Linked DNA regions of Homo sapiens: region 2 is linked to region 1. The links are chromatin loops, found by intact Hi-C in ENCODE. Cell type or tissue: ascending aorta. All regions are shown on one strand. Links, peaks and the distances in the headings refer to the core of each region. The heading gives the core; the rest is flanking DNA.

What was found. A loop is a pair of places that touch in the nucleus more often than their neighbours do. Peaks named below come from ENCODE experiments on the same cell type or tissue, not always from the same donor. Only the 100,000 strongest peaks of a DNase experiment are listed, where the experiment ranks them.
Region 2: a loop joins it to region 1, with 2.2 times the contacts of the local background. A loop is called at or near these places in 1 of 110 quality-filtered maps.

What each region holds. Positions count from the first base shown.
Region 1 is chrX:45,498,659-45,515,195 of GRCh38, reverse strand. LINC01204 (long intergenic non-protein coding RNA 1204) reads right to left here and starts at 9,808. Exons shown (of 4, transcript NR_104644.1): 1 at 9,731-9,808; 2 at 4,601-4,699. RefSeq lists an enhancer at 7,503-8,702. In ascending aorta, for the core only: no CTCF peak of the experiment used is centred there; a DNase peak (open chromatin) is centred at 8,015; H3K27ac peaks cover 1,835 bases.
Region 2 is chrX:45,348,988-45,365,524 of GRCh38, reverse strand. No RefSeq gene overlaps it. Among named protein-coding and RNA genes, the nearest start is that of LINC01204, 150 kb to the left of the region's middle. In ascending aorta, for the core only: no CTCF peak of the experiment used is centred there; no DNase peak of the experiment used is centred there; H3K27ac peaks cover 813 bases.

The sequences.
Region 1 (16,537 bases), core at 4,329-12,328:
AGGCACGTTACATTCATAAAATAACTGGGAACTAATGCACGATCTAATTTTGTGTTCGCTTCAAGCTGTGCAACATGGCTTAATGCAGAATTTATTCATTCCTTCACCAATTTGATCTGAAGAAGCCAACAACAAAAAAATAGCCAAATAGAAATAGAAAATTAATATCAGGGAGAAAATTGACTGCATATGTGCAAACCAAAAAGGTCAAAGGAGCTTCAAATATGGCTCTGGGCATCCTAAAAGGCAGACGAAGAAGAAAAAAGTAGGATGTGTTGCCTAGACCTTGCTATCATGAAGAAGAAAGACTATCATTCCTTAAGTAGATATTTTTTCTTGGTATTAAATTTTGAATGAAATTCCTATGGGATATTTTGTGCCATATTCCAGGTGGCACAAGGGCTAGCATGCTCCTTAGAATTTGTACTGCTGCTGTAGAACTAGCAGGGCTGTTTCTTTTAACTTTGATGAGAAAAAAGTATATGCCATTGAGGAAGGAAATAAAATACATCCCTGCCGACAACCAGAGAGAGTGAGAAATGGTCCTGCTGGCAGCCAGACCATGATGTTCTCAACTAACATAAACAGTGCTGGGACAAGACCATTCCATGATCATATTTGGAACAAGATAAAGATAAAGCCACCCAGTAATCACAAAAATAACTAAACGTTCTCCTTCTCTGAATAACATGAGTGACTGCTGTTCCCTTACCTGTGACAGCTCCAGCCTTATTTGTTCTGTATAAAAACTATTGAGATGCCCAAACACAAAATTGCCCCTGCTTCTTGAGAGCGTCCAATCCATAATTGGTCCCTGCTTCCTAATTCCTCCTGAGAATCTTTTGGAGTAAGCCTAATCCCAATGAGGGGCCCCTGCCTGCTCCCTCTTTCCAAGGGCCTTAGGATTCCTCTGTATTCTCTCTTTTGTGGCAACTAGCTCAACAAACCTAATGTTTCTTAATACGATGTGTTTCTAGATGTCTTTCCTTGCTGGTCTTTCATAGTATGAAGCACCACACAGTGAAGGCGATTCTGAAAGGGATTAATATGGACCATTCAGTATGTCTATTCTCTGTCTCATTCCAGGACAGAGTACAGTGTGCTTAGTGGAAGAAAGAAATGGCTTTTCCCTTAGACACTGTAATTTTTAGTTTCTGGTCCAGATCCTTTTATTCCTTATATTTTTTTTCTATGAACTCCTCTCCCAGCTTCAGCGTCCTTTGGCTTCTAACAGCCCACACCAAACCTGGAGCCATCCCTCAGATACGGAGAACTGGAAATGCCTGGGAGTTTACATTCACCACCACCCCTTACCTTCAGGCTTTTGGCTGGTAACTGACTGGAATAGGAAAGCCAACACCCTCCAAGTTGAGTTAATTGAGTGTATAATGTACCCTGTTGAGCTCTCCTGCAGGATCAAGCTGAAGCTGAGACTTGCTTAGCTTCTTTCTCACCCCTGTCTTACTTCCCCCACTGCCTTACTGATCTCCCCTGGGGGCACGTTCTTAATAAATCATTGGCACAGAATTATTACTGCAAGCTCTACTTCTGCAGAACACAACCTATGATGCTCATCTAGCCATCACTGTATCCCTACAAAGTAGAAATCATATCATAATCTTTCAGATGAAGACAGAAAGGCTCAGAGAGATTGAAAGACCAGCCCAAGGTCACACAGTTGGTAAACAGTGGACTAGACCTAAAATCCTCACCTAGTGCCCCCATTTTTTACTATGCTTCATTGCCTGTCCTTTGGGGCCTGGCATCTGGCCTTATCTTCTGTCTGTGGGCCCTCAGAGGGAAGGTTCTGATGCCTGGGGAAGAAAGCAAGGACCCAAATGTCCTCTGCCAAGCATCTGATGCATAATGGAATGTTTATGCTGCCATCTGGGGCATGGTTTTCCTGTCCGCAGCATTCAGGCAAGGATTTATTGCCACTCCATTCTCCCTGATCGCTGAACAGATTGCCCCCTGTTGCTTGTGGCATGTAACTCCCCCTCTTCCAATCTACTGCCTCTCTCAGACTTCATGAGACAAACATAAAAGTCATGGCCTCAGGAGAATGCTTGATTTCTGTCCAGTCTGTCACACAGAAGCGTCATTGTTAAGTCCTGGGTGGCTCTTCCCACCTGTCATCCCAGAAAAATGGAGTCATCCCTGAGAACACTCCCATGCACAGTGACATTCATTATGAGGCTACCTTTTCAAATTAAGTTTGGCATTTGAAACGAATACTACTTACTACTCCCAAACCACTCACTGCTGAGGTGACTTTCCATCATGAACTTCCTCTCATCTCCACAGACAGTGCTTAAGAGAAGGGTGAGGGAACTTCAGCATCTGCCTCTCACATTCCATTGTCAGCCTCACTCAGGAGGGCCAGTCATTGGTGAAGGTGAGAGGTGGGAGGCAGGAAGGTTCACAGAATCTCAAGACTGGGGGGATCTTTAACCACAACTAAATTCTATCGTGATGCAGAAGCAGGCATCCTTTCAGCAGCAGACTAACCATGCAGAGTTGCTGCATGGGCTATGACTGAGCACCTTCACAGGCAATGAAGCCTGCTAGTAAGCTACACAGAGAGATTGTTCCCTACCTGTGCCAAGTCCCCGTCACTGACCATGGGGTCAAGCCTGAAGAAACTGGAAAGAAACAATGTATAATCAGGGAGACCAGGGAGAATGGAGTGGCGCACACTAGACAGAATGGGTTGAAAAACGTAAATGAAGGTGGGATGCATTTCACTTCCCTGATCCTTAATCTTAACCACCACATTTTTTTTTCTGAAAGTGTTTCCTTAAAATTTAAGTAGTACCTGGATTCACTTCACTTATTTAGCTTTATTACGTAAAGACAGCTTACATAAGAATAATTAATCTTTTTTTTTCCTAGTGAGTACCTGTGTTTTTTGGTTTTGTTTTGGTTTTTGGTTTTTTTTTTTTTTTTTTTTTTTACTTTAAGTTCTGGGATACATGTGCAGAACGTGCAGGTTTGTTACATAGGTATACATGTGCCATGGTGGTTTGCTGCACCTATCAACCCGTCATCTAGGTTTTAAGCCCCGCATGCATTAGGTATTTGTCCTAATGCTCTCCCTCCCCTTAGCCCCCACCCTCCGACAGGCCCCAGTGTGTGAAGTTCCCCTCCCTGTGTCCATGTGTTCTCATTGTTCAACTCCCACTTATGAGTGAGAACATCCAACCACCACATTGTACTACCTTTCTAGGGTTTTCATCAAAAAAGCTTATGTCTTTGATTACATAGGAATTCAGAGTTGGTTCTATGGGTGGGCAGAAGAGTAAGCATTCTGGGTAGAATCATTTGAAAGGCATTGGGGTCTATACCAGTGCCTGAAATTCCATCATTAGCTTCAATTTTTCAGGTAAGGTTTTGCTTCCAGAAAACTCTGACTAACATGAGGAAGGTGACATTAAAATCCATGATCATTGACGACCACAAAGCCCTGTGAGAATTTGCTTACCAGGTTAGAAAACACAAAGCTAGATCCAGAGAACAGTAGTTATTCAAGTTATACTGTTGTTATTCAATAACAGTAGTTATTCAACAGTAGTTATTCTTATATCAAGTGAGGATATAAGAAGATTTGTATTTTGAGGAGGACTCTGGTCAGAAAGCAGGGGATGGGGGCAGCATAAGGGGCCAAGGGCTAGTTGGAGAGCACAGGGTGACACCAATGCAGCAGACTTTCCATGTGCTGAGGCCCTTATAGCAAACACCTCCTCTCCAGGCAGCAACTACCCAGCCATGGAGCTTAAGAAAATGTCCTGTGGCCAAAGAGATGAAACTTGATCTGGAACCATATGCAAGGGAACCCCAGTTGCCCTCCTAGAAGCAACAGGCATATCCCCAAAACCCAAACCTCTCTTTCCTCCCAGAGTCCTTGGTTGGATCTCAAGGCAGATCTCCGTGCAGCACAAGGCCAAGTCCAGCCCCTCCAGTCACTCTCCAACTAGGCCTCTCCAATCCATCAGCCCTCATATCTCTTCTACTTAGTGCTGAAAGTAAAAGGCCAAGCTCTGGATTTAGTCCAAACTTACTGCCTAAAAAATTAAATGTGAGGTCCATGATTTGGGCTCAGCATTGACATAAAAAACAACATTCATGATAAAGCAGTCTCTAGTCCTGTTACCTTTATCATTCCCTGAAAATCCCACATAGGAAATGGTCTGGCTCTTAGCCCTGAAAGCAGGCTTTAGTGAGTCCCTAAAGCTGTAAATGTGAAATGGAGGGAAAAGGGGAGAAGGAGGGAGCAGAGTCTATAGAGGGTTACTTCTTCATCATCTTCCAAAGAAGCACATGGAGAAAATAGGTCTCTACTAATGTGGACAGCAAGAGATTTAAGAATTTAGGTCAGGCGACACCAGATTAGGGAGACCAAGGGTGTGTCTGTGTGTGGGTAGGGGGATAGGTATGGGTGTGCATATGTTGGAAAGAGCTCTGGAATATTAGTCAAAAACCTACCATGACTGGCTATATAGGCTTGATCTAGTCATTTCATCTCTCTGGCCTCAGTTTCCACATTCTTTACAAGGGGACAATACCTGCCCCAGCAACTTCAAAATTAAATGGAGTAACTCACCTGCAAGCTTAAAACATACTGGCATTTCCACAAATAAATGTGAGGCAACATCACCAGGAAATCTCTGGAAATAAGTGACTGACTAAATGAAAAGAAGCTCTGAAAAATGAAAATTAATTTAATTCAGTTGAAACAGTAGTAACATGAACAAGTATTTACTGAGCACTTACTGTGTATCAGGCATTTTTCTAAGTGCTGTACAAACATTACCTTATTTAATATGCACAACAAACCGACAAGGCAAAGACTATTATCATTTCCATGTTACATATTAAGAAACTGAGGCATAGAGAGATTAAGTAACTTGTCTAATATCTCACAGCTAATGAGTAGTAGAATCAATATCTGAACCGAGGCTTCCAGAGCTGGAACTGTGCTAAACTGTTTCTTCACAGGTGCTTAAGCCATCTGCAAGTATTATAGGAGTGGAGCACTAGCTAATAATAATAATAATGACAATTATTATTTTTACATGGTATATTTAGTGCTAGGCACTTCCTTCATTTTCTCATTGACATGCTAGCAAAAGACGTAATGTAGCAAAGTACATTATTCTTGGGGGTTTGTATCTGGCTCTGCCACTTACTAATCTGTAAAATGAAGATAATGTTAGTACTACTTCATATAGTTGTGATGAATTCGGTGAGTTATTATTTATAAAGCCCTTAGGATAACGCCTAGGATACAGTCAATCCTATGTGTGTTCATTAAATACATAAACAAATGCTAAATACATAATTGATAATTATATATATGATCAACTTACATTCATGCTTTGCTTTGTATGTTCTCTAAGAAGAAGCAGTGTGTATGGAGCTGATTACAGCCAGCTCTGTAGTTCATAGGTTGGCTAGAAGCTAGATGCTCAGCTTCACAATCCCCTCTCCTTTTCCCTCCCCACAGGCTGTGCTGTGGCTGCTGCTCCTTTGTCCCCTCCAGGGCTCTGTACCAGAGACTGCTGCCCTCCTCTCTCTCACCTGTTCTCCAAACTATGTAAAAGCAGCCACCATCAGCTCAACCTTCATCTAGGGGCTGCCTGTCCCTTGCCAGTATCCACCTCTGCTCTGAATCAGGAGAGCCCATGACAGGCTGAAGAGGCAGCAGAGTATGTTGGAAATGACTGGGGCAGTGTCTTCAATCAGCTAGGTTTTAGGAAAGGGTAAAAGAAAATAAATCACAAAAGATGCTACCTCCATCAATCTGGCATGGGGGCTAGGGAGACAGTGGTCAGGGAGATGGGGAGAAACAAAGGAAGACAGGAGGTACCACCAAAGCCATAAGGGACCAGAGGAAAATCACCCCCAAATGTTTCCCCAACCCCCTCCTGAACATACACATGCATCAGTCCTTCATGTAGAGGTCTGTGTTGTCTCCAAATCCCCCACCTGAAAATGAAGGGAACACCCAGGTTTCCCTGGAGAATCATCAGCTGAGGCCGTGTCTACACTCAGGGCTTGCCAAGAATATTCCCACAAAGCACAGCTCTCAAAAGCCTCTTCCAGTATATGTTCCCCAACGTATCCACTGAAGGGTAATAAAAGGGAAAGTGAAGGCTCTGACAAAATATTCATTAAAAGAAAATTTTACCTGCATGTGCGTGAACACACAATCCACACCCTATCACCACCAAAACTCAATTGACAGCCCAGATGTGAACCTTTAAAAGATGCTCCCCAACTGCTCACCCTCACTGTTGCCCCCACAGATGAGCTCTGGTGAATTTAACTTCCATCTTTCTACTTGAGACTCCCTTCTAGAGCTTTGTACCCCACCACTGAGAAGGAGCCTTCCTGCTTCCCAAGGACTGCCCTCCACCTGGAACTGCTTTCCCTAAATTGTTCCTGCCCCAGAACTTTCCATCATACCCAGTTTCAGTGAGGTGCGCCAGTCTATCCCACTGGGATTCATCCCACTGGGCCCTCAGCCAGGTTCTTCCTGCTCCATAAGATGATGACTAATTACCAAATGAAACAATTTAGGGAAAATCTGATACAGCCTATTGAGTTCCCCTTCCAGAGGCCCTGTATTTTCAATGGAGCCTCTGGAAGCTCCAGCATTTCATCTCAAGGAATATCTCAAGGGATAACTGGGATGGATTTCTGCTATGCATGTCATGTCACTGGAGTTCAAGTTTCCGGCCCTGTTCACTCACAGGCCCAACTTTGTGTATCTTTTGTGATTTGTTTCCTTTTGATTTCTCTTAAGGCTGGGCTCACAGAAGGCATCTTCCATCCTGATGTTCTACGGTATAGTGAATGGCAGGATTTGCTTTGTTCGTTGTTTGTCGTTCATATAAAGATAGAAGTTGCATTTCATATAGTCAGAGAATGAACTGCATACTCTTTTTTATTCCACTATTTTTGTTGGTGGTAGTAGAAAGGGTTCTTTTCTTCCTTCTCAGTATTGAATCTTATCTTGATCACTAACCAACTACGTGACTTCACTTCCACAAACTTCAGTTTCCTCATCTGCTAAGTGGAAATTTAGAATACCCATCTTATTCGATGGGAGAGGATTAAATAGATGCCTGCTACACAGTAGGTGCTTAATAAATAGTTGTCATATCCTGAGCCTTTAATGTCATGCCTGGCCCTTGTTGATATTCCATAATGCTTGATACATAAGGAATCCAGTGTTGGTGATGAAGATTTGTCTGACACTCATTAAAGTCATGGGCAGTATGCCAGCCTGCTTCTCACAAATAAAGTGTCTATACTGCCCTCAAGAACATGAATACTGGCCGGGCACAGTGGCTCACGCCTGTAATCTCAGCACTTTGGGAGGCCGAGGCAGGCGGATCATGAGGTCAGGAGATCAAGACCATCCTGGCTAACACAGTGAAACCCCGTCTCTACTAAAAATACAAAAAAAAAAAAAAATTAGCCGGGCGTGGTGGCGGGCTCCTGTAGTCCCAGCTACTCGGGAGGCTGAGGCAGGAGAATGGCGTGAACCTGGGAGGCGGAGCTTGCAGTGAGCCGAGATCGTGCCACTGCACTCCAGCCTGGGCGACAGAGCGAGACTCCATCTCAAAAAAAAAAAAAAAAAAAAAAGAACATGGATACTGTTCTATTCTCTAATGAGGGCATATTGTCCAGAGCCAGAGATAGGAACTAGAGTATTTCTCTGCCCTGATTTCCAGGAAAGGTGAACAACAACAGGGCTAATTATCTGGAGCTAAAGAAGAATTCTTTAGGATTTACAGGCAGAAGATTCATCTTGAAAAGACCTATTTCCATAATAGATTTTGCTTTATAAATGCCTTTTCAAAGGTTGCTATTTGACAGGAAAAGCTTTCAGCTTTCTTCTTCTTTTTTTTTCAGGCTTGTGACCTCTCACCTACTTTGAATGATTCACTCAGTCTATTCACTGCCCAGGAATGTTGGCTTTGGCAAAGAACCACAAGTCTCTTAAAATAAACACAACTGGGCTTTCATCTCATAGCGATCGCTGCTGGCTGCATATTTCACACACTGTATGGCAGGATATGTTAAATTAAAATCATAATCTCCCCAGTGAAATCTAGGGCCTGGTTAAGCCACTCGAGAATTACTCATGCATTAACTTCCAATGAAGAATATGAGTAATATCTTCAGCCATTAACTCTCCCAGGTAGTGGTCTCATCCTCTCCCAATTATCCTAACCCACAGTAAATTAAACCCATCCAGAAGAATGTCATTTGGAAAGGAAGAAGTCAATGCCAATGCTGTTTCAAATATGTAGGTCCTGGAGAGGTGAGCTTGAACTACCTTGTCAGTTCTCTCAATCATATCTCAAAGTTTAACTTAAATTTTGCTAAATCAATACACCCAATCCATATGGATTAACAATATGCTCAACATTGTGTTAAATGTTTTGAGTAGTTCAAAGAATATATGACACTGAGCCTTTAGCAGCTTAAGGTCTTCTAGGTGACGAACAAGATTAACACATCGAGAAAATAGTAACAGAGGCCAGGTACAAGACAGTGGTAAAGTGGAGAAAGCAAAGGCTTTTCTCAAGTGAGGTTCAGGGCCTGACTTCTCTCAACTGTGACTGCAGGGTAAATCTTTGGGCTTACATAGTATCTCAGTCCTAACTTTTAAAATGGAGGATGTTATACTAACTGGATTGACTTCACAGAGTAGTTGTAATGTTTAAATAAAATAAAGAAGATAAAATTGCAATGTACAATACCACTTTTTATAGCCTGTGATAAAACAAGTGGAACAACTTAAGAAATAAGTCCAAGAAGGTTATTTGTCTTCTGGGGTTGCCTTTAAATGGTAGTGAACAGATAAGACACAGGGCTATAAACTTCTTGAGGACCAAGGCCAAGGCCATTCCTTTTTGACTTTAAATGTTGTTCATACCCTGCTTAGTGTCAGGCACATAGTAAGTGCCTAATATATTTTTGTTAAGTGAATGAATAAATGAATTCTGAAGTGCAGTTAAATTAAATTTGTGTATATTACAGTAACACAAGAGGCCCTCCTTTGGGGCTTCCCAGAGTTTTCTCCTCATTTATATTACCTGAAGAATTTAAGAGAAGTAAAATCCTAATGCTTTACAAGAGCTTTTGCCCTGTGGGCTTTCTTGAGTGATTGCTAACAACGTATCCCTGGACACCACTGAAATGAGCTTTTCTGGGCCCATCCAAAACACAGCCACAGAAAAGTGTTTGTAAGGCCCCCCTGCCCCAAATCCATAATGGGAAGATATTATGAAGAGCCCTTTGTGCTTCAGTTTAGCCCAGTGGCTAAAACAAGACTGAAAATGCACTAAGCTACGAGTGGCTGAAGATATACACCCCACTGTATAAAAACAAAATGAAAGAACAATATCTGTCTGCAAAGAGGCTCATCACCCAGTTCATGGGCACATGCCCCAGGAAGTCACAGAGAGAGGAGCATTGGCCCATCATGCATGAGATTCACTACGTTGCTTCAGAAAACAACAACAACAAAATACTTACAGTATTAAAACTGCTATTTTTCCTTCTCATAAATGAAATCTTCATGAAATGTGGTATTTCCTCTAAACCATGACAAAGGGAAACAGATATACACCATGTAGGAAATGACAGACTTTGGAGAAACAGGAAAACATAAAGTACCTTAGAATGGAATGAATTTCTGATAAGGAAGCATTACCTTCATCAAATGAAACACAAAGCAGCAAGTCTTTTCCCCAGCAACAAGCAAGCTAAAATGTGGGCACTCCCTGGGGTGACATTGTGTTATGATGATCTTGCCCTATGGGAGAGCTCACAGCACAAGCAGGCACTTGTGAATCACACTGTGGTCGGAACAGAGGCTCAGAGAAACATGTTTATCTTCCCCACTTTCCTACTTGTGTGCATCTTGCACCTGTCTCTGTACATATGGGGTTGATTCTTCTCTTGTTTATTGGGTTTGGGGACTTAACATCCCTGTGTGTGTATTTATGTCTTTCCCATTTCTGCAATGAGGTTGTAAGATCAAGATTTTTGTTCTTCATTCTCTAAATTTCTATAGTACTGTTCTACATCTAGTACTATCAATGAAAGTACTGTAAGATAGAGGAATCATCCTATCAGTTTGGATCCCAATAGAAAACAGAATTCAACTCAGAAAGTTCAAATGAAGAAACTTAAAGAGACCACAACTGGGTTATAAGAACAAATAAGAGGCTCCCTCTCCCTCTCCCTCTCCCTTGTCTCCATCTCCCGCTTTCCACGGTCTTCCCCTCTCCCTCCTCTCCATCTCCCGCTTTCCACGGTCTCCCTCTGTTCCCGAGGCTAGACTGTGCTGCCGCGATCTCGGCTCACTGCAACCTCCCTGCCTGATTCTCCTGCCTCAGCCTGCCGAGTGCCTGGGATTGCAGGCACGCGCCACCACGCCTGACTGGTTTTTGTATTTTTTGGTGGAGACGGGGTTTCCCCGTGTTGGCCGGGCTGGTCTCCAGCTCCTGACCTCGAGTGATCTGCCCCCCTCGGCCTCCCCAGGTGCCGGGATTGCAGACGGAGTCTCGCTCACTCAGTGCTCAATGTTGCCCAGGCTGGAGTGCAGTGGCGTGATCTCGGCTGCTACAACCTCCACCTCCCAGCCGCCTGCCTTGGCCTCCCAAAGTGCTGAGATTGAAGCCTCTGACCGGCCGCCACCCCGTCTAGGAAGTGAGGAGTGTCTCTGCCTGGCGGCCCATCGTCTGGGATGTGAGGTGCCCCTCTGCCTGGCCACCCAGTCTGGGAAGTGAGGAGCGCCTCTTCCCAGCCGCCACCCCATCTAGGAAGTGAGGAGCGTCTCTGCCTGGCCGCCCATCTGGGATGTGAGGAGCCCCTCTGCCCGGCGGCCCAGTCTGGGAAGTGAGGAGCGCATCTTCCCGGCCGTCATCCTGTCTAGGAAGTGAGGAGCGTCTCTGCCTGGCCACCCATCATCTGGGATGTGGGGAGTGCCTCTGCCCGGCCGCCCCGTCTGGGATGTGAGGAGAGCCTCTGCCCGGCCGCCCCCTCTGGGAGGTGAGGAGCACCTCTACCCGGCCGCCACCCCGTCTGGGAGGTGAGGAGCACCTCTGCCCGGCCGCCACCCAGTCTGGGAAGTGAGGAGCGCCTCTGCCCAGCCACCTCGTCTGAGAAGTGAGGAGCCCCTCCACCCAGCAGCCGCCCAGTCTGGGAAGTGAGGAGCGTCTCCGCCCGGCCGCCCGGTCTGGGAGGTGGGGAGTGCCCCTGCCCAGCAGCCACCTGGTCTGGGAGGTGGGGGGCGCCCCCCCGGCCACCCCTTCTGGGAGGTGGGGGGCCCCTCTGCCAGGCTGCCACGTCTGGGAAGTGAGGGGCCCCTCTGCCCGGCCGCCACCCCATCTGGGAGGTGTACCCAACAGCTCATTGAGAACGGACCATGATGACGATGGCGGTTTTGTCGAAAAGAAAAGGGGGAAATGTGGGGAAAAGAAAGAGAGATCAGATTGTTACTGTGTCTGTGTAGAAAGAAGTTGACATAGGAGACACCATTTTGTTCTGTACTAAGAAAAATTCTTCTGCCTTGGGATGCTGTTAATCTATAACCTTACCCCCAACCCCGTGCTCTCTGAAACATGTGCTGTGTCCACTCAGGGTTAAATGGCTTAAGGGCGGTGCAAGATGTGCTTTGTTAAACAGATGCTTGAAGGCAGCATGCTCCTTAAGAGTCATCACCACTCCCTAATCTCAAGTACCCAGGGTCACAAACACTGCGGAAGGCCGCAGGGTCCTCTGCCTAGGAAAACCAGAGACCTTTGTTCACATGTTTATCTACTGACCTTCTCTCCACTATTGTCCTATGTCCCTGCCAAATCCCCCTCTCCGAGAAACACCCAAGAATGATCAATAAATACTAAAAAAATTAAAAAAAAAAAAGAACAAATAAGAGGGTTGAGGCACACAGAGACTAGCACAGCAGGAAGCCTTTACCATCTGAAAGCCTGAGGAGAACACAGGAAAAAACAGAGCCCCTTGTAAGCTGTCACATAGAGGAGGGAAGGGGGTGCACAATGGTGCTATAGTCATAGAAGATCTCAGCTGCTGTCTGAGAAGGAAGGGGTGGAAAGAAATACTTCTACCTGTTTTCCTTTTGTCCTATCTCATGCCTGTGCCTCTGTTGATTGAGCTCAACTAAAGGTGTGGTGGTAAGGAAGTCTGGTGATGCAGTCCATGGGGATCCTCCTCCAAGATCACAGAGCAGGACAGAGAAGGGCAAAGAATGGTATGGGACAGGAACGGAGGAGTGGTAACAGAGAATAACCCTCAGACCAGGGAAGACATCAGCACTTAGCCATGCCCACAACAGTGTCCTGAGTGTAGTAGGGCTCAAGAACTATTTATTCTATGGCAGTCCTCAAAGATAAGCAAGACAATATAGAGGGTTGATGGAACACTGCCATCTATGTGCTCTTTGTTGTTGCTTTTAATTTTCTGTGCTAGTAGTTTTCCTAACACTTGTTACCTTATCTAGAACTGTTCTTTGCTATTTATCCTGATTCTCCCCGTCACCTCCCCACCACCACTGAGAATAAACACAGGCAGTGAGACTGTAAACAGGTTGGTTAACCTTCTGGACCCAAGTTCTGTCTCTAACAATGTGGGGTGTGGACCAGATGCCTGCGGCTTTCTTCCAATCATAAAATGAAACATAAATAAATAAATATCAGTCTTTGCTCCTAACATTGTTAGTGGGGGAAAAAGGAAAAAAATAGGAAGGGAGAGATGAAAATAAATGATGCAGAAAGAGTAGGAAGAATAAGCAAGGATAGCTGAAGTAATTGTTGTTGTTTAGAAACTGTAGATTTTTATGGACTTTACGTAGATTTTTAAATCCATGATAATACTTAGTGAAACTCTTCAGCGTGTGTATATAAGTGGTGAGGATGAGGGAGTGCTCAATAAGCAAATTCAAGCCATTAAATTTCAAATCTGCTTTTCGCAGGAATCCAAAACTTTCCCCAAACAGTTAAACTTTCAAAATGGCAAAAGATCAGTTATGGTTTACTGAAGATTTTGTATTCATTACTAATCATATCAACCATTGGCCAAAGAAGCATGGTAGCCTTTACATTTCTGAGCATCTGGAGATGTTTATTTTACAGCTAATAAAGTGAAAGAGAACCACTCCAGCAATTCCTCTCTAGGAGTCAAAAATAGAACAATTGGAGAAAGGGGATTTAAGTATAATTATCTTAAATTCCTTTAAATCACTCCACTATTTGCAGAACATCTTGAAGACACATCTAAGCTTGTTTGTATAACACTGCTAGAATATTACTGTTCTCTTCTATGAGTCCCTGAGTTTTTTTTTTAACATCCTACTGCCAGGGAAATTTGCTGGGCATACATAAGGATTCATCTTGTATTTTCACTGTGCTTGTCTTCCCTAACTCCCAATAGATTATGTTAGGGGACACCTACTAAGAGCCTCCAGAGTATCTGATACTTACCCAATCAAACCATTCCTCTCACTGTATGACAATATTTTGCCCAACTAGTTGACATCTCTATCACACTGTGGGCTCCCTGAGGGTAGGACTGTAGCTGTCTTGCTCACCATTGTGCATAATGCCTGGAACATAGCATAAATGCTGAAATATTTTTTGAATAAGTGGAATACATGAATACTTTTGCCCTCTTTCCCAAAGTATAAGTCCTCCTGAGGTTAGGAATCCTGCTACTCAAAACAGGTTCCCTTTTCTCAAGTCACCAGTTCAAACCTATCAATAAAAAATGAATGTTTTTGTATGACTAACACAGAGGTGCTCACATATCTGCCTATTTGTCCTACTAATATTTATGGGACACTTACTACGTGCAAGGCTTACGCTAGGCACTGGAAATAAGAGTGAGCAAAACCAGATAAGATGTTCGCCCTCATGGAGTATGTATAGAATTTTATGGGAGACAGTTATTAACCAGATAATCACACAAAGAAGCAAAATATTATAATCAGAAATGCAAATTAAACTATTAAACTGGCAAAATTTAGACAGCTAGATAATGCCAAGTGTTGGTATGGATGTGAGGATCCAGGAATTCTTATGTTCTGCTGGTGGGAGTGTAAACTGGTACAGCTATTCTGGAGAAACCTAGAATTATATAGTCAAAGTTACTGTTACTGATGCCCTATAGTCCAGAAATTCCCAAATAACTTATTATATGGGGCCATAAGGATACGAGTAGATGATCAGATTCATATTCATTGCAAATAACTTGTGGTAGTGAAGAATTTGAAGCAAACTAACCTCTAACTAGAAGAGAGGATAGGTGAATGTAGTAGATGCACCCCATGGAGATGCCCCAGTAATTGGAAACAAATGACTACATCAGAGGTCAGCAAACTGTGACCCACCTCTTGGTTCTGTCTTTTTGTTTATAAATAATTTATAAATAAAGTTCTAGTAGAAAATGGCTATGTCTGTTTCTTTAGGTATTATCTATGGCTGTTTTCACACTACAACAGCAGAGCTGGGTTGCAACAGAGACCACATGACCTGCAAAGCCAAAAATGATTACTATGTGATATCCCTTACAAAAAAAAATGTTTGCTGATCTCTGGACTAGATACACAAGGAGAAACATGGACAGATCTTTAAAACAGTGCTGAGTTTTTAAAAAAGTAAAAAAATAGAATGATATATATATCACCGGTTCTCAAACTTGGCTGTGCATTGAGATCATCTGGAGTAATTTAAGAACTATAATGCCTGGGTCCCATCATAGAGTCTGATTTTTTGGTATGAGCTGCAAGTGAGACATTAGATTAAAGCTATACAGGTGATTCCAATGTGCAGCGATGTTTGAGAACCCCTCAGATGTGTGTGTGTTGTGGGTGTGTATGTGTGTAAACACATATGATACAATATTTTCTTGACCACACAGAAAACTTGAACACAAAACAATAACACAAATTTTGGGAGAACACTTAATGAGCCAAAAGATATATATTAAACATATTGGAATGATTGCATATGAAAGGGAAGAATGGAAATGTCATATGAGTAATTATACATACATACATACATACAAGAATAACTACCAGAGAGGGGCTTTGTGTAAACCAATGACATTAACATTCAATGAGCTGAGAAATATGTTAACTCATCTCTTCCTCTGAAGTCCTAAAAGAAATGTTAACCATTGCATCTGTTATATGACACATATTTAAATGTGTACTGGATATCTCCTCTTGGGTGTCTCAAAGACAAGTTTTATTTAATTAGTCCAAAATTGACCCAAGGTATTTCCCCTCAAGTCTGTACCTAAAGAAGCACTTCTGGAATGGTAAAGTAAAGACTTTAAAAACCTGCTCCTCCATAAAAGCAATGAGAAAACTGGCAAAAAATGTCAAAACCATTTCTTTCAGAACTCTGGAAATTAACCGAAGGCTTTCAACAATTTGAGAATTGTTGATTTAAGAAAAGTGGCTGGGAACAAGGTGGTGGAGTAGAAGGTTCCACTGATCATCGCCCCTGCAACGACATCAATTTAACAATTGTCTACAAAAACAAAACAAAACAAAAAGCTGGAGGCATCACACTACCCAACTTCAAACTATACTACAGGGCTACAGTTACCAAAACTGCATGGTACTGGTACAAGAACAGACACATAGATCAATGGAATGAAACAGAGAACCCAGAAATTAGACTGCAACCCTACAACTATATGATCTTTGACAATCCTGACAAAAACAAGCAATGGGGAAAGGATTCTCTATTTAATAAATGGTGCTGGGATAACTGGCTAGCCATATGCACAAGATTGAAACTGGACCCCTTTTTAATATAATATACAAAAATTAACTCAAGATGGATTAAACACTTAATGTAAAACCCAAAACTATTAAAACTCTGGAAGATAACCTAGGCAATACCATTCAGGACGTAGGCACAGGCAAAGATTTCATGATGAAGACACCAACAGCAATTGCAACAAAAGCTAAAATTGACAAATGGTATCTAATTAAACTAAAGAGCTTCTGCACAGCAAAAGAAACTACCAACAGAGTAAACAGACAACCTACAGAATGGGAGAGACTTTTTGCAAACTCTGCATCTGAACTAAGGTCTAATATCTAGCATCTATATGGGACTTAAACAAATTTACAAGAAAAAAAAACAACCCCATTAAAAAGTGGGCAAATGACATGAACAGAGACTTTTCAAAAGAAGACATACATGTGGCCAATAGTCACATGAAAAAAAGCTCAACATCACTGATCATTAGAGAAATGCAAATCAAAACCACAATAAGATACCATCTAACACCAGTCAGAATGGGTACTATAAAAAAGTCAAAAAATAACAGATGCCGGTGAGGTTGCAGAGAAAAAGGAATGCTTACACACTGTTGGTGGGAATGTAAATTAGTTCAACCATTGTGGAAGACAGTGTGGCAATTCCTCAAAGACCTAAAGATAGAAATACCAATCAACCCAGCAATCCCATTACTGGGTATATAC
Region 2 (16,537 bases), core at 5,589-13,588, 150 kb after region 1:
CTAAAATTATACTTGTACAATGAGTACAAGCAGGTTCACTATGTTGAAATCATTCTAGTATCTTCAAGTTTATGAGAGCTTAAGGCTGAGCCCTTTTCACAGTTACTATTATAGAATCCCGTGTCTGAGCTCTTCATACAGGTTGATCTTTTCTGAGTTCAAGGGGTGCCATTTTTTATTTCTTTCATCTGCTTGCAGTAATCTGTAATCCTCACTGATGTTCAAGCTAACTTCCTCAGTCTTGATTAAGTTCTGAATTTTTTAAGCTGTCTTCTTCCTAATGTCTGGTATCTATTTCCTGGCTCTATAAGATAAATGAGTCTCTATAGAGGTAATTTAATAAGACTATAACAAAAAGCCAAGCTGTATAACTGTAAAGTATTTTATTCTATCTTTCCTTGACCAACCCCACAAAGTTCCAACAAACACTTAAAGATGCCAACTGTATTAGTGTGTTTTCACACTGCGATAAAGAACTACCTGAGACTGGGTAATTTATAAAGAAAAAAGTTTTAATTGACTCACAATTCTGCATGGCTGAGGAGGCCTCAGGAAACTTACAATCATGGCGGAAGGTGAAGGGGAAGCAAAGCACATCTTACATGTCAGCAGGAGAGAGAGAGAATAAAAGGGGAAGTGCCACACATTTCCAAACAACCAGATCTCATGAGAACTCACTCACTGTCATGAGAACAGCAAAGGAGAAGTCCACCCCCGTGATTCAATCACCTCCCACCAGGCCCCTCCCCTGACATATGGTGATTACAATTCAAGAGATGAGATTTGGATGGGGACACAGAGCCAAACCATATCACCAACTATTATATAAAAACAAATGAAAAATAATTCTATACTATTGGTAATGAAGTTTAGATTTCCAAAAAGTAGAGAGAAGGATCCACCTCCCCGAGATCCATCCAACTATTGATTGTGGTGACCCGACTTGGCTCATTTCCGTGGGGTCAGTCAGTTAGGAGTTTCTTCTTGGCACCAGGACAGACTAGAGTGAGGCAAGTGAGGTCTCCAGGGTGCAAAGTGTAAGGCAGCACTCACTCTCAGGCATGTGCTGGAAAAGATGCCTGAACTTCTTCATAGGGTCAGTACCTGAGAATGACACCTCCATGCATTTTTCTCTCCAGGCACCTGGCTTGCCTAAGCCTATTCCCAGTCCTATTGAGCACCTGAAAATTCTTTTTAGAGTGATTCTGTTTACAAAGACTTTTCAAAAAATCAAGAAAAGGCTACTCCCATCCCTCATCTTTTGGTGAGAGTTCCTGCTGGAGCTGGCTTTTTTTCCAGGTGAGGCCATACCTGGAGGGTTCACCTTTTAACCTAGTAATTGTCCCATCTTTCAGAGCAGCTCCACCCGTTCAAACTCTCTTAGAAGTCTCACGTCTCCCATATTGAATCCATTACAAAGTCACTTAAGAATAACCTTTGCAGCATATTTACTTTTTAAGAAATCAGAAAATTCAGATCTGCAAAAAATAATAACACAAAACATCACTGTTAGTCCCTCCACCCACAAATAACTACCCTTCACATTTTGAAGGATGATTGTTTAGCTTTTTTATGCATAGACACACTTTAGTTTTAAATTTTTAGCTGCAAATTGTGTGTTATGATTGGCAGATTAAAAAGCTAGAATACCAATCTATTTCAGGAAATGAGGCTCCAGCTTTCGGTTTCACGCAAGAGGTGCTGACTGCCGCTTTTGGGATTCAAACTGCAGCTCAACTCTGCATCCATTCAACTCTGTGATGTGGGTGCTCATCTGGCAGGATGATCTGGGACTCATACACAAGGGCGAATATGTAAGACTCCATATGGAAAGGAAAGTCACCAAAACTGCTTCAACTTGAGCTTTCCCTATGTGAAGGTGATGCAACTGTACACAACCTAAAGATTCAAATGTCCCCACACAGCCCAAGACCTGAAAAGATGACCCCTTCAGATTCAAGAAACCTTTCATTGTTCTATTGAATGGGAGTCCCCATAACTCTGGCATGCCCTTAATTCTGCCTCCATCAAATAGACAGACTTAGTTTGCTTAAAGAGAAAATGAACACAGAACAGAAATTCCAACCACAGAAATAATAACAGCCAACGTTAACTAAGAGCTTACTATAAGTAGTCTACTAAGTGTTTTTTGTTTATAATTAACATTTCTCAAAAACTCAATGAGTAGCTGTGATTCTTGTCCCTATCTTACAAATGAGAAAACATGTTTAGAAAGGTCTGTGACTTGCTCAGGGTCTTGCTAGTAAGTGAAGAATAAAGAACCCTATGCCTTCTCTCTTAATACCTGCATTAAACTGCCACTCACATTTGCTTGTAGCAATTATAACTCACATCATTATTTACAACAAGAACATATAAAATACAACAAAAATTATACATAACAACCATAAAAGGTAATGTTGTATCTTTTAAAACCAAATCACATGCAGAAAGTACTAGAAGTTATACAAATGAAAAAAAAAATTGTGAAATACGATTCGGAAAGTTTCTAAGAACTCAAAGGGAAAATTCAAATATTCGATTCAAATCTGCTGAGGTGAGGTTTTTGCTTCCTTGAGTTGCCCATTGAGAAAACTGCATAATTCTTATTTTGGCAAGGTTTATGGGTTAAGGGACTGGTATTGTAACAAATTCTTACTGAGAGCCTCTTGCATGCCAGGAAGTTTACATGCACTCACTCTATATTTGCAGACTTTATAAATATGAGACAAAGTATTATTGTTTCAGTTTTACAGAAGAAGTCACTGAGGCTCAGAGAGGCTGATCTTGGATCTGGCACCAGTACTAGAAAAGAAGGCAGGCTTCAGACCACTTCTGTTTACTTCCAAAGTCTATAGAAGCTGTGCTCTACTCCCTTGGCCAAGGAAAGCAATTTTGAGGGTCATGACCTAGAAGCATTGGTGATGCCTATGTCTGTAGTTTTTTTTTTTCCTCCATGAGAAAAAGCTTCATTTATGGATGTATTTGCCATCAACTTCCTACCCTTTCTCCTATATTTCAAGGATTTTCACAGTCTTCTTCTTGTCCTCTCTCATTTTGTGTATTCCATATATCCATATTCTTTTTCTGAAGTATAAACCATACATCAGCTCTCTCTGAGATAAGGACCTCTGTTTTATTGTTAAATGTGGAAGCATGATATAAAAGCAAAGCAGAGAATCTCAGTAATCAAGATTTGGGAAATTGTGGAGGGAAGGATAGTGTTTCCTGATGAGTACTTTAAGGCTGAGACAGGCTTTAAGAAAGGACATAGAGACTCAAAGTATCAACTCAAAGACCACTTATTTATTACAAAGTGAAAGAGGAACTTTTACAATGGAAAGATCCAGAAAGTACCACTTTATCCAATGATCAAACCTTGGCCCTACCCATGATGGGGGAAACTGACATAAATTGCTTCCCAAGTGGAAGAAGCACTGATGTCACATATGTGGAAATCTTGCCCAGAATATTTTATCTAAATCAAATTAAGCAGAAACAATCATACAAATCTAGATTGTAGGACATTCTATAAGACAATTGTCCTGTAATATTTTAAAAAATTAATATTGGAGAAGAACTCTTCTATATTAAAGGAAGATAAAGAGACATGACAACTATATGCAAGGTGAGATTCTTAATTAGACCCTCCATCCAAAAAATAGCTATGCAAATATTAAATAAAGGTCATTATCTAAAATAGAAATTTGAACATTGTGTTAGTACATTTTGTGTTGCTATAAAGGAACACCTAAGGCTAGGTAATTTATAAGGAAAAAAGATTTATTTGGCTCATGACGCTGGATAGCTGGAAAGCTCAAGATTGAGCATCTGCATCTGGTGAGGGTCTCATACTGCTTCCACTCATAGAGAAAGTTGAAGGGAAGCCAACATGTGCCAAGATCACATGCCAAGAAAGGAAGCAGGAGACAGAGCAAGATGATGGCGTTGAAGGCTTTACCAATTATACCCCTGCAAAGACACCAATTTAACAACTATGTACATGATAAAAGCACCTTCATAAGAATGAAAAATCAGGAGAGCACGCATTGTACCTTGTTTTAACTTCATAGCACTGACAGAGGCGCTGAAGAGATCACAAAAAGAGTCTGGAATCACCACCAACACCCCTTCCCCATTCCTGAGCAGTGGTGGCATAGAGAAGAGAGTGATTCCATGTGCTGGGGAGAGGGAGAGTGCAGCAATTGTGTGGCAATGAGCTCAGTGCTGTTCTGTTATTGCAGAAAGTAAAACCAGCAGAAACTCAGCTGACACCTGTCCATGGAGGGAGCATTTAAACCAGTCCTAGCCAGAGGAAAATCACTGATGCCAGCTGTCAGAACTTGAGGTCCTACAGGTCTTGCCACCATGGGCTAAAGTGCTCTGGGGACCTAAACTTGAAAAGCTGTCTAGGCCACAAGGACTGCAAATCTTAGATGAGTCCTAGTACTGACCTGGGCCCAGAGCCAGTGGACTGAGGGGGCATGTGACCTCCTAAGACACAAATTGGAGCAGCTAAAGGAGTGCTGGACTCAACCCTCCCCTAACCCCGGGCTTCAAAGCTTGTGACTCCAAAAGAGACCCCTTCCTTCTGTGTGAGGATAGGAGAGGGAAGAGTTGGGAGGCCTTTGTCTTGTACCTTGAATACCAGTTCAGCCACAATAGGATAGGGCACCAATTGAGATCCATGTCATCTTTCTAGGCCCTAGTTCCTGGATGACACATCTAGACACACCCTTTGCCTTAAGGGAACCCACTAACTTGAAGGGAAGGACTCAGTCTTGAAGAATTCACCACCTGCTAACTGAAGAGCCCTTGGACCCTGAACAATCAGCAGTGATACCCAGGTAGTACAACACGGGCCTTGAGTGACACTCTGAGACTTGCTGGCATCAGGTGAAACTCAGCATATTCCCAGTTCTGGTGGCTATGGGGTAAGACTCCCTCTGCTTGAGAAAAGAGGAGGGAAAGATAAAGGGGACATTGTCTTGCACCTTAAGTACCAACTCAGCCACAGTGGGTAGACCATCAAGCAGGTACTTGGGGTCTCTGATTCTAGGACTTGGCTCTTGGATGGCATTTCTGAACCTGACCTGGGCCTGAGCAGAGCCCAATGCACTGAAGGGTGATTCCTAGGCCAGGCAGTATTCATCATGAGCTGGCTGAAGAGCCCTTGAGCCTTAAGAGAACATTAAAGGTAGTCTGGCAGTACTCTTCACAGGCCTGTGGTGGCATTGGCTGATGGGTGCAGCTCCTCTGCCTTTGGAAATGGGAAGGAAGAGTGGGAAAGACTGCATCTTGTAGTTTAAGCATCAGCTCAGCTGCCGTACAATAGAACACCAGATAGACGTTTTAGATTTTTGACTCTGGTCCCTGGTTACCAGATGGCACCTCTGGACCCATCCAGGATCTGATGAAACTTGCTTCCCTGAAAGGAAAAACACATGCCTGGCTGGCTTTAACACCAGCTAATTATAGAGCACCAAGGCCTTGAGAAAACATAGACAGTAGCCAGGGAGTGGTTACAGTGGGCCATGGGTGAGACCCAGTGCTATGCTGGCATCAGGTCTGACCCAGCACAGTACTAGTGATGGCGGCCACAAGTTTACCTGTGTCACTCCACCTCAGCTCCCAGTGGCTCAGAACAGAGAGACAGAATCCATTTGTTTTGTTTGGGAAAATGTAAAGGAAGAGAACAAGAGTCTTTGCCTGGTAATTCAGAGAATTGTTTTGAAATATTTTCAAGACTATCAAGGCAGTACCTCTACAAGTCTGCAAGAACCACAATGTTATTGGGCTTGGGGTGTGCCCTAAAGCAGGTAAGGCTTAGATCACAACACTGAAGTCCTTTAGAATATCTAGAAAGCTTTCCCAGGAATACTGGGGACAAAGAAGCCCAGAGGGCAAAGACTACAATAAATGCCTAACTCTTCAATGCAAAGACACAGATAAACATCTACAAATATCAAGACCATCCAGGAAAACATGACCTCAATAAATGAACTAAATAAGGTACCAGGGACCAATCCTGGAGAAACAGAGATATGTGGCATTTGAGACAGAGAATTTAAAATAGCTATTTTGAGGAAACTAAAAAAAAAAAAAATCAAGAAATCACACAGAAGGAATTCAGAATTCTGTTAGATAAATTCAACAAAGAGATCGAAACAAAAAGTATCAAGTAGAAATTATGGGGCTGAAAAATGCAATTGACAGAAAGGAGATGCATTGGAGTCTTTTAATAGCAAAATTGACCAAGTAGAAGAAAGAATTAGTGAGCTTGAAGTCAAGCTATTTGAAAATACAGAGAAGGAAGAGAAAAAAGAAGAAAAAAGAATGAAGTATGCCTATAAGATCTAGAAAACAGCCTCAAAAGAACAAATCTAAGAGTTATTTGCCTTAAAGAGGAGGTAGAGAAAGAGATAAGTGTAGAAAGTTTATTCAAAGGGATAATAACAGAATGTCAGAAACCTAGAGAAAGATATCAATATCCAAGTAAAAGAAGGTTATAGAATACCAAGCATATTTAACCCAAACAAGACTACTTCCAGGAATTTAATAATCAAACTGTCAAAAGTCAAGCATAAAGGAAGGATCCTAAAAGGAGGAAGAGAAAAGAAATAAATCACATACAATGGAGCTCCAATACATCTGGCAGCAGGCTTTTCAGTGGAAACCTTACAGGGCAGGAGAGAGTAGCAAGACACATTTAAAGTGCTGCAAGGGGGAAAAAAATTATCCTACTATTGTCCTACAATTGTATGTCCAGCAAAAATATCCTTCAAACATGAAGGAGAAATTAAAACTTTCCCAGACCAGAAAAAAAAATAGCTGAAGGATTTTAACACACCCAGTCCTGCAAGAAATGCTAAAAGGAGTACTTCAGTCAGGCAGATAAGAACGTTAATGAGCAATAAGAAATTATCTGAAGGTACAGAGTTCACTGGTAATAGTAAGTGCATGGAAAAACATAGAATATTATAATACTGTAACTGTCATGTGTAAACTATTCTTAAATAGAAAGACTAAATGATGACCCAACCAAACATATGACTATAACAACTTTTCAAGACATAAAGAGTACAACAAGATATAAATAGAAACAACAAAAAGTTGAAAAAAATCAGGGGGACAAAGCTAAGGTATAGAGTTTATATTAGTTTTCTTTTTCCTTTCTCATCTGTTGGTTTATGGAGACAGTGTTAAGCTGTTAAAACAATGGGTTATAAAATAGTATTTGCAAGCCTCATGTTAACCTCAAACCAAAAAACATACAGCAGGCACACAAAAAATAAAAAGGAAGAAACTAAATTAATCACCAGAGAAAATCACCTTCACTAAAAGTAAGACAGGGAGAAACAAAAGAGGAAGAAAAAGATCGCAAAGCAAACACAAAACAAATAACAAAATGGCAGGAATAAGTCTTTACTTATCAATTATAACAGTGAATGTAAATGGACTAAACTCTCCAATCAAAAGACATACTGTGGGTGAATGGGTGAAAAAAAAGGTATCCAGTGATCTGATCAGTTGCCTAAAAGGAACACTTATAAAGATACACAAAGACTGAAAATAAAGAGATGGAAAAAGATATGTCACGCCAATGAAAATCGAAACAGAGCATGAATACCTATACTTACATCAGACAAAATAGATTTCAAGGCAAAAACTGTAAGAAGAGGTAAAAAAGGTCACTATATGATGATAAAGGTGTCAATTCAGCAAAAAGATATAACAATTGTAAATATATATGCATCCAGACCTGGAGCACCCAGATATATAAAGCACATATTATTAGAGTGAAAAAGACAGATAGATACCAATATTATAACAGCTGGAGACCTCAACACCGGACTTTTTGAATTGGGCAGATCTTCCAGAGAGAAAATCAACAAATAAATATTAGATGTAATCTGCACTATAGGCCAAATGAATCTAATAGATATTTACAGACCATTTCATCCAACAGCTGCAGAATACATATTCTTTTCCTCATTCTTAAGGACATATCTATGTTAGCTCACAAAACAAGTCTTAACACATTCAACAAAATTGAAATAATATCAAGCATCTTCTCTGACTACAATGGAATAAAACTAGAACTCAGTAACAAGAGGAATTTTGCAAATTATACAAACACATGGAAATTAAGCAATATGCTCCTGAATGACAAGTGGGTCAATGAAGAAATTAAGAAGAAAACTGAAAAATTTCTTGAAGGAAATTATAATGGAAACACAATATACCCTATGGGACACAGGCAAAAGCAATACTATCAAGGAAGCCTATTGCTATAACTGTCTCCATCAAAAAAGGAGAAAAACATCAAATAAACAACCTAATAATGCATCTTAATGAACTAGATAAGCAATAGTAAACCAAATCCAACATTAATAGAAGAAAATAAGTAATAAAGATTGGAGCAGAAATAAGTAAAATTGAAATGAAGAAAACAACATAAAAAAATCAACGAAACAAAAAATTGGTTTTTTGAAAAATTAAACAAAATTCACAAACCTTTACCAGACTAAGAAAAAAAAAACAAGAAAATTCAAGTAAATAAAATCAGAGATGAAAAAGGAGATATTACAACCAATACTGCAGAAATTCAAAGGATTGTTAGTGGCTACCATGAACAACTATATGCCAATAAATTGGAAAATCTAGAGGAAATAGAAAAATTCCTAGACACATTCAACCTACCATGATTGAACCATGAGGAAATCCAAGGCCTGAATAGATCATAATCAAAAGACATAATCAAAAGGCTTCCAGCAAAGAAAAGCCTAGGTCCTGATGACTTTTCACTGAAAATATTTAAAGAACTAATAACAATTCTACTCAAACTATTCCAAAAAATAGAAGAGAAGGGAATGCTTTCAAACTCATTCTGTGAGGCCAGTGTTACCATGATACCCAAACCAGACAAAGATGCATAAAAAAATAAAATTACAGGCCAATATTACTTATGAGTATTGATGTGAAAATCCTCAGCAAAATACTAGCAAGCTGAATTCAACAACACATTAAAAAGGTTATTCATCGTGACCGAGTGGGATTTATCTCAGGAGTGCAAGGATGGTTCAACATACACAAATCAATCAGTGTGATATATCAACAGAATGAAAGACAAAGATCATATGATCATTTCAATTTATGCTGAAAAACACTTGATAAAGTTCAATATCCCTTCATGATAAAAACCCTCAAAAAAACTGGATATAGAAGGAACATATCTCAACATAATAAAAGCTATATATGAAAGACCCAAAGCTATTATCATACTGAATGGGGAAAAACTGAAAGCCTTTCCTGTAAGATCAGGAACATGACAAGGATGTCCACTTTCACCACTGTTGTGCAACATAGTACTGGAAGTCCTAGCTAGAGTGATCAAACAAGAGAAGGAAATAAAGGGCATTCAAATTGGAAAGGAGAAAGTCAAATTATCCTTGTTTGTAGAAGATATGATCTTATATTTGGAAAAACCTAGACTCCACAAGAAAACTATTAGAAATGATAAATTTGGTAAAGTTTCAGGATACAAAATCAACATACAAAAATCAGTGGCATTTTTACATGCCAACAGCAAACAATTTGAAAAAGATATTTTAAAAAGTGATCCTTTTTACTATAACTATAAATAACATAAAATACCTAGAAATTAAATTAATCAAAGAAGTGAAAGATTCCTACATTAAAAAGTATAAAACATTGATGCAAAAAATCAAAGAGGACACAAGAAAACTGGAATGATATTCCATGCTCATGTATTGGAAGACTCAATATTGTTAGACTGTCCATACTACCCAAAGGAATCTTGATTTAATGCAGTCCCTATCAAAATACCAATGACTTTCTTCACAAACAGAAAAAAAGTCCTAAAATTTATGTGGAACTACAAAAGACCTAGAATAGTCAAAGTTATCCTAAGCACAAAGAAAAAACTGGAAGAATCACGTTACCTGATTTCAAATTATAGTACAGAGCTATGGTAACCAAAGACAATCTCTTCAATAAATGGTGCTGGAAAAATTGGATATCCTTATGCAGATTAATGAAACTAGACCACTGTCTCTAACCATATACAAAAATCAAGTCAAGATAGATTAAAGACTTAAATCTAAGATGTCAAACTATGAAACTACTACAAGAAAACATTGGGGAAACCCTCCAGGACTTTGGACTGGGCAAAGATATGTTGAGCAATAACCCACAGGCATAGAAAACCAAAGCAAAAATGGACAAATTGGGATCACATCAAGCCAAAAGCCTTCTGCACAGCAAAGGATATAATCAACAAAGTGAAGGAACAACCCACAGAATGGTAGAAAATATTTGCAAACTACCCATCTGACAAGGGATTGATAATCAGAATATTTATGGAGTTCAAACAACTCTATAGGTAAAAAACTAATAATACAATTTAAAGGTGGGCCAAAGATTTGAATAGACATTTCTCAAAGGAAGACATACAGATGGCAATCAGGCATATGAAAAGGCACTCAACATCACTGATCATCAGAGAAATGCAGATTAAAACTACAATGAGATACCGTCTCACCCCAGTTAAAATGGCTTTTATCCAAAACACAGGCAAAAAAAATGGTGAGAACGCAGCAAAAAGGGAACCCTTGTACACTGTTGGTGGGAATGTAAATTAGTTCAACCACTATGGAGAGCAGTTTGGAGGTTCCTTAAAAAGCTAAGTATAGAGCTACCATATAATCCAGCACTCCTAGATATATATCCAAAAGAAAGGAAACCAGTATGTTGGAGAAATATCCGCACTGCCATGCTTATTGCAGCACTCTTCACAATAGACAAGATTTGGGAGCAAACTTAATGCCCATCAATAGATGAATGGATAATGCAAATGTGGCGGATATACACAATGTAGATTATTGAGCCATAAAAAGAATGAGATCCTGTCATTGGCAACAATATGGGTGGGACTGGAGTTCATTACGTTAAGTGAAATGAGCCAGGCACAGAAAGACAATCATTGCAGTTTCTCACTAATCTGTGGGAGCCAAAAATTAAAGCAATTGAACCCCTGGAGATAGAGAGTAGAAGGATGGCTACCAGAGGCTGAGAAGGATAGATGGGGGATGGGGGAGGGATGAAGGGTAGTTAATGGGTACAGAAAAATAGAAAAATAAATAAATCTAGTATTTGCTAAGACAATAGGGTGACTATAGTAAAAAATAATTTAATTGTATGTTTTAAAATATCTGAAAGTATATAATGGGATTGTTTCAAACACAAAAGATAAATGCTTCAGGTGATGGGTATCTTATTTGCCCTGATTTGATTATTATGCTTCGCATGCCTGTATCTAAATATCTCATATAACCCATAAATATATACACCTACTATGTACCCACAAAAATTTAAAAAAGTTTTAAAAAGGAGGGAGGGAGGAAGCAAGAGAGAGTGAGAGGATGTGTCAGGTTCTTGTTAACAACCAGCTCTCATTAGAACTAATAAAAGTGAGAACTCTCATTCCTCCAACCAAGTGCATTAATCCGTTCATGAGGATCCACCTCCATGACTCAAACAACTCCCATTAGGCCCCACTGCCAATATTGGTCATCAAATTTTACTCTGAGGTTTGCAGGGACAAACATACAAACTATGGCAATCATGGACTGTATTAGTTTCCTAGGACTGCTGTAAAAAAAAAAAATACTGTACCACAAACTGAGTGACTTAAAATGGCAAAAATTTCTCGTCTCCCAGTTCTGGTTGGAAGAAGTCCAAAATCAAGATGTTGGCAGGGCCATGTTCTCTTCTTTGAATTCTTCCTTACCTCTTCCTAGCCTCTGGTAGTTGGCCAGCAATCCTTGACATTCCTTGGCTTGCAGCTACATCACTCCAGTCTCTGCCTCCTTGGTCAGATGGCGTTCTCCCTGTGTGTCTCTGTCTTTATGTGGCTGTCTTCTTATAAGAAAACTAGTCATATTGGATTAGGGGCCCAGTATGACCTCATCCTAACTAATTCCATCTGCAGTGATCCCGTTTCCAAATAAGGTCTCATTCTGAGGGTTAGAACTCCAACATATCTTCTTTTGGGTGGGAGTAGGAGATGCAATTCAACCCATAGCATCAACTATGTATCTATATATATAACAGAATTGTATTAATGCTAATTTTTTTGAGTCTGATAATTGTGTACAGAGCATGTACGAAAATGTCCTTGTTCTTAGGTAATGCCATCTGAAGTATTTGCAAGAAAAGTGATACAATATCTCCAACTAACTTTCAGCAAATGTCACAAAATACTAACAATTGGTAAATCTAATTGAAGATGCCTATCTAATTGTTCATTATACTGCTTTTGTAACTTTTCTATTGATTTGTCGATCTTCCAGACAAAGTCTTGGGGATAAAGAGATACTTAAAAACCAAAGGAGGAGAAGGAGAAGACATTTGGGAAGGCTGTGGGTTCTCTCCCGTAGAAACTGTAACCCCAACTATAGCATGAGGGCCTTTGGAAAAGTGACTTTCCTCTGCACTCAGCTGCACCAGCTGCAGGAACTACTCATGTAGAATCTCCTCTATGCATTCTTCTCACAGGGCCCTTTCTGTATGTCTCTCTTATGATTTCATTTTCTGCAAGAAATCAACACCACACAGCCCCTCATCCTCTCTCCCTCACCAACATTGTCTGAGGCTTTTGGAATGTTAGCAAAGTGTCTTCTACTCCTCCCAAGCTCAAGTGCAAATGACAGAAACTATTGCTGCAACTGGGACTTTGCTCAGTGAAAACAAGAAAAGGGTTTCGAAAATTCTGTCCTCAGCCAACTCTATTCCTGCTGAATTTTCTCAAGTGAATTCCTTGATGTAACAATAAAGATCACACAGTTACTGTTTATCTTCCCTGAGTGCTTTTGAAACACGAGGACCCCCATAGCCAGGCCTTTCACATAGGCCCCAAGGCACACACTACCCACCCCAAGAGCGCAGCCTTAGGTGCTACCCTGCAAACTGTGGCAATCATCCAGATGCTACATTCCCTGGGCATCTGACCGGGGAATCCTTTTCAAGAATGTCGCTTGAGATCTTTGACTCTTAAACTACAGAGGAGCAAAAGAAACTTGTTTTTCACTGCATTCTGTGCAGGTCCATGCTGAGACCTAAACGACTGTCTCTAGATATAGGAGAGGGACAGACCAAGAGTCCCTGAGCCTCGAGGTCTGAACCGGGAAAATCCTACCTCCTGTTTCTACTCCAGCTATGTAAGGCCATATACAGTCTAAATCAGTGTCAAAGAGCAGTGACAAATTCAGCAGATCCATCTCTCTGGACCAAGCTTGAAGGGAGGAGAGAGGAAAAAAAGGAAGGTTTCTTTAAAATGGTGAGGACTACCTTGTGCAAAATCTTTAACAGCAAGGGAGGCCAGCACCTGAACACAAGCCAGCAGAGCTATCCACCAAGCAATGGAAAAGTCTTATCTCATGACAAGCTGGTAAGGGGACCTGTTGGAATGTGCTTTGAGGAAATGTTGCCACCAGCCTAGCACCAAGGAACCATGCTGACTGAGCAGCTGTCAAGCCTGCCCCACTGGTACCTGGGAGCCCAGTAACCAAACCGTGGGGCACACCATGGAACCAGAGTGACGTCCCCTCAGTGCAGAGGATTACCCTGCATTTATGGTGAAGTAGTGGCCCTGTTGCCAATTTGCATCACATTGATGCAGCCTAGGTCTTTGGAGACACTTAGGAGCAAAAAGCTAGTTTTTCAGCTGTTTCAGGGTGGCTATAGGCCCCTCTCCATCTGCTCATTTTAAAAGAGATATGCAGAGTGTTTTCCAAGCGCCTGGCATAGATGAGGCACTGCTCCTTTGAAACCACTTGGACAAATGCCTAATAGTTTACATTCCATCTGAGTGAGAGCCTTAGTATGCTGAAATTGGTCTATTTCCCCATGATAATTCTAATCATGTCCCCGTACTCAACATCAGTGATACTGGCTTTGGAGGCCAAGCAATAAAAAAAGAGAAGATGGTGGAATGAGGAGATAGGCAATGTTCTGAGAAGGAATGCTCAGCAACAATAACCATGAAGAGTAGAAACAGCAGGGACAGATAGAGGCAGACAACCTAAAATGGGAAAGAAGAATGTCCACAACTTCTTCATCTGGAGAAAATCAGCCACCTATAACCTCTAGCCCTTCAAATCATAGGCATTAAACCCCTCCATTATGTGCTTGATGGTGGAGGGAATAACTAACAACCAGCAGTAACTGAAAAAACTCTAAAGGAATACACATACAATTTAAAGAATATGTTAACTGATCATAGTCTATATGTAAATTAATTTATTTAAATAGCTTAAAGCTCCCATCTTAGGAAGCAGAGCCAGAAAGAAGAAGGAGTTGTTGTGTAAATGATTTGTTGGGGGAGTGCTCCTGGAAGAAGGGGAAGGAGGAAAGTAGAATTGAGCAGGAAGTCAGAGGAGTTAAACAAGGATGTGGTCTCAGCTAGAGACTAGTTTTGATCTGGTCACAAGGGGAAGCTCTGGAACAAGGTGGTACCACAGAATTAGTCCCACCTTGACTTATGGGGGCTGCCTTTTGTATCCCCTTGTTGGTCATTCATTGGCAGAGGTTTTCAGGGACAAATCTCCAGAGAAGGTGGCACCAGTGATTTGTCAACAGCTAAGGGGATAAGTTTGGAAGGAGTTCAAAGGAGATTTAGGTAGGGTACCAACTGCATCCACTACAGTTCTCCTCTACTTAATGTGATTAAAAAGGCAAAAGATAACATGGCATAGCCACCAAGAGGGCTATAAGTTTTTTAAAATAAAATGAAATAAAATAAAAATGGCAAATATTGTTAAGGATATGGGGAAATTGAAACCCTCATTCATGCTGATGGGAATGTAAAGTGGTGCACTCCCTTTGGAAAACAGTTTGGCAGTTATTCAAAAGGTTAAACACAGAGATAACATTTGATCCAGTAATTCCACTCCCAAGTATATACCTGAGAGAAATAAAAACATAAGTCCACACAGAAACACATACACAATTGTTCATAGCAGCATTATTCACAATAGCCAAAAGATGGAAACAATCTAAATGTCCATCCAGTGACGTATGGATAAACAAAATGTGGTATATCCATTCAATGAAATATTATTCAGCCATAAAAAGGAATGAAGTATTGATACATATTGATACATGCTACAACATTGGATGAACCATGAAAACATCATGGTAACTTAAAGAAACCAGACATAACAGGCACACATTGTAGGATTTCATTTATATAAAATGTCCACAGCAAGTTAATCCATAGACAGAAAGTAGATTAGTGGTTGCCAGGGCGTGGGGAAAGGGAGAATGGGGAGTGACTGCTAGTGGATACCAAGTTCTTTTGGGGGGTTGATGAAAATGCTCTAAAATTAGACAGTGGTGATGATTACACAACCCTGTGAACATAATAAAAACCACTGAATTATACAATTCAAAAGTGTGAATTTCATGGTATAGGAATTATGCCTAAGTAAATTACTTGTTTTTAAAAGATGGCACTGCCAATTTCCTGAGCTCTGCATTCCTCAGGTATATGGTGTTGATGTTTCACATATAGATGTCCTTAGAAAGCTATTTCAGCCTGTAGAAAGGTCTTCAAATTATTATTACAGAATATTTTTTGTGAATGCTACAGAATATCTGTTTCTGAGCATATTTTATCTTCTGGAGAGTTTTATAATGATGCTCAAAGTGGTTCTTTTTGGTTGTATCGGTCTACTTCTACCCTAGCTGGGTCCAGTGAATCCATGGTGCCAAGCTGTCAAAGACGAAAAGATATGTAGATTTAATGCTTCTGGTAAAACTGAAAGTTCTCATAAAATTGGAAGATTTTAATACCCTGGAACCCCAGTCATTGCACACTTACTTTGAGCCCTCAAAGTTTTTTAAGAGATAGGTAGGCTGCTTTTACAGCTATTTTGATCATTTTGGGGCACCTCAAAAACGTTTTCAGAAGTAGATTATTTCAGAATTATACATTTAAATGAGGTGCAAAGCTGCTTTGTTATCAGATGACAAGCTGTCTCACTGAGCTAACAAAACATGGGATACCAAGAACATGGGACTACAGGAAAAAGCTACCAAAAGAACTCTGAGATTTTGACAGATGAAATTAATACATCATGCTTTTTCAAAGGTTAATTTCCAAACAGGAAAAAAAATCTCAGTTATACTAGGGTTGGCAATAGCCAAAGGGGGTTGATTATGGAAACACAGAATCAAAAAGGAGGGTCAGGATCAAAATTGGCAGTGTCTACTCAGCATTGTCAAGGGAGAAAAGGGACCCTTGCACATGAACATAGCTTACCAGACCTTGCAGCAGGTAGTCTCTGGGCTGGAGGTTGCTGCATTTAGCTATAGAAACTGAAGCTAGTTGATATTAAAATCATTCAGCCACCTCCTCTCTGTTTCCTTGCCCATGAGCAGCCTTCTGGTCACACCAGGGCTTCTGCTGGAACTTCTCACCCAGATAGAATTTATTAACTAGTGAAAAAAGCAA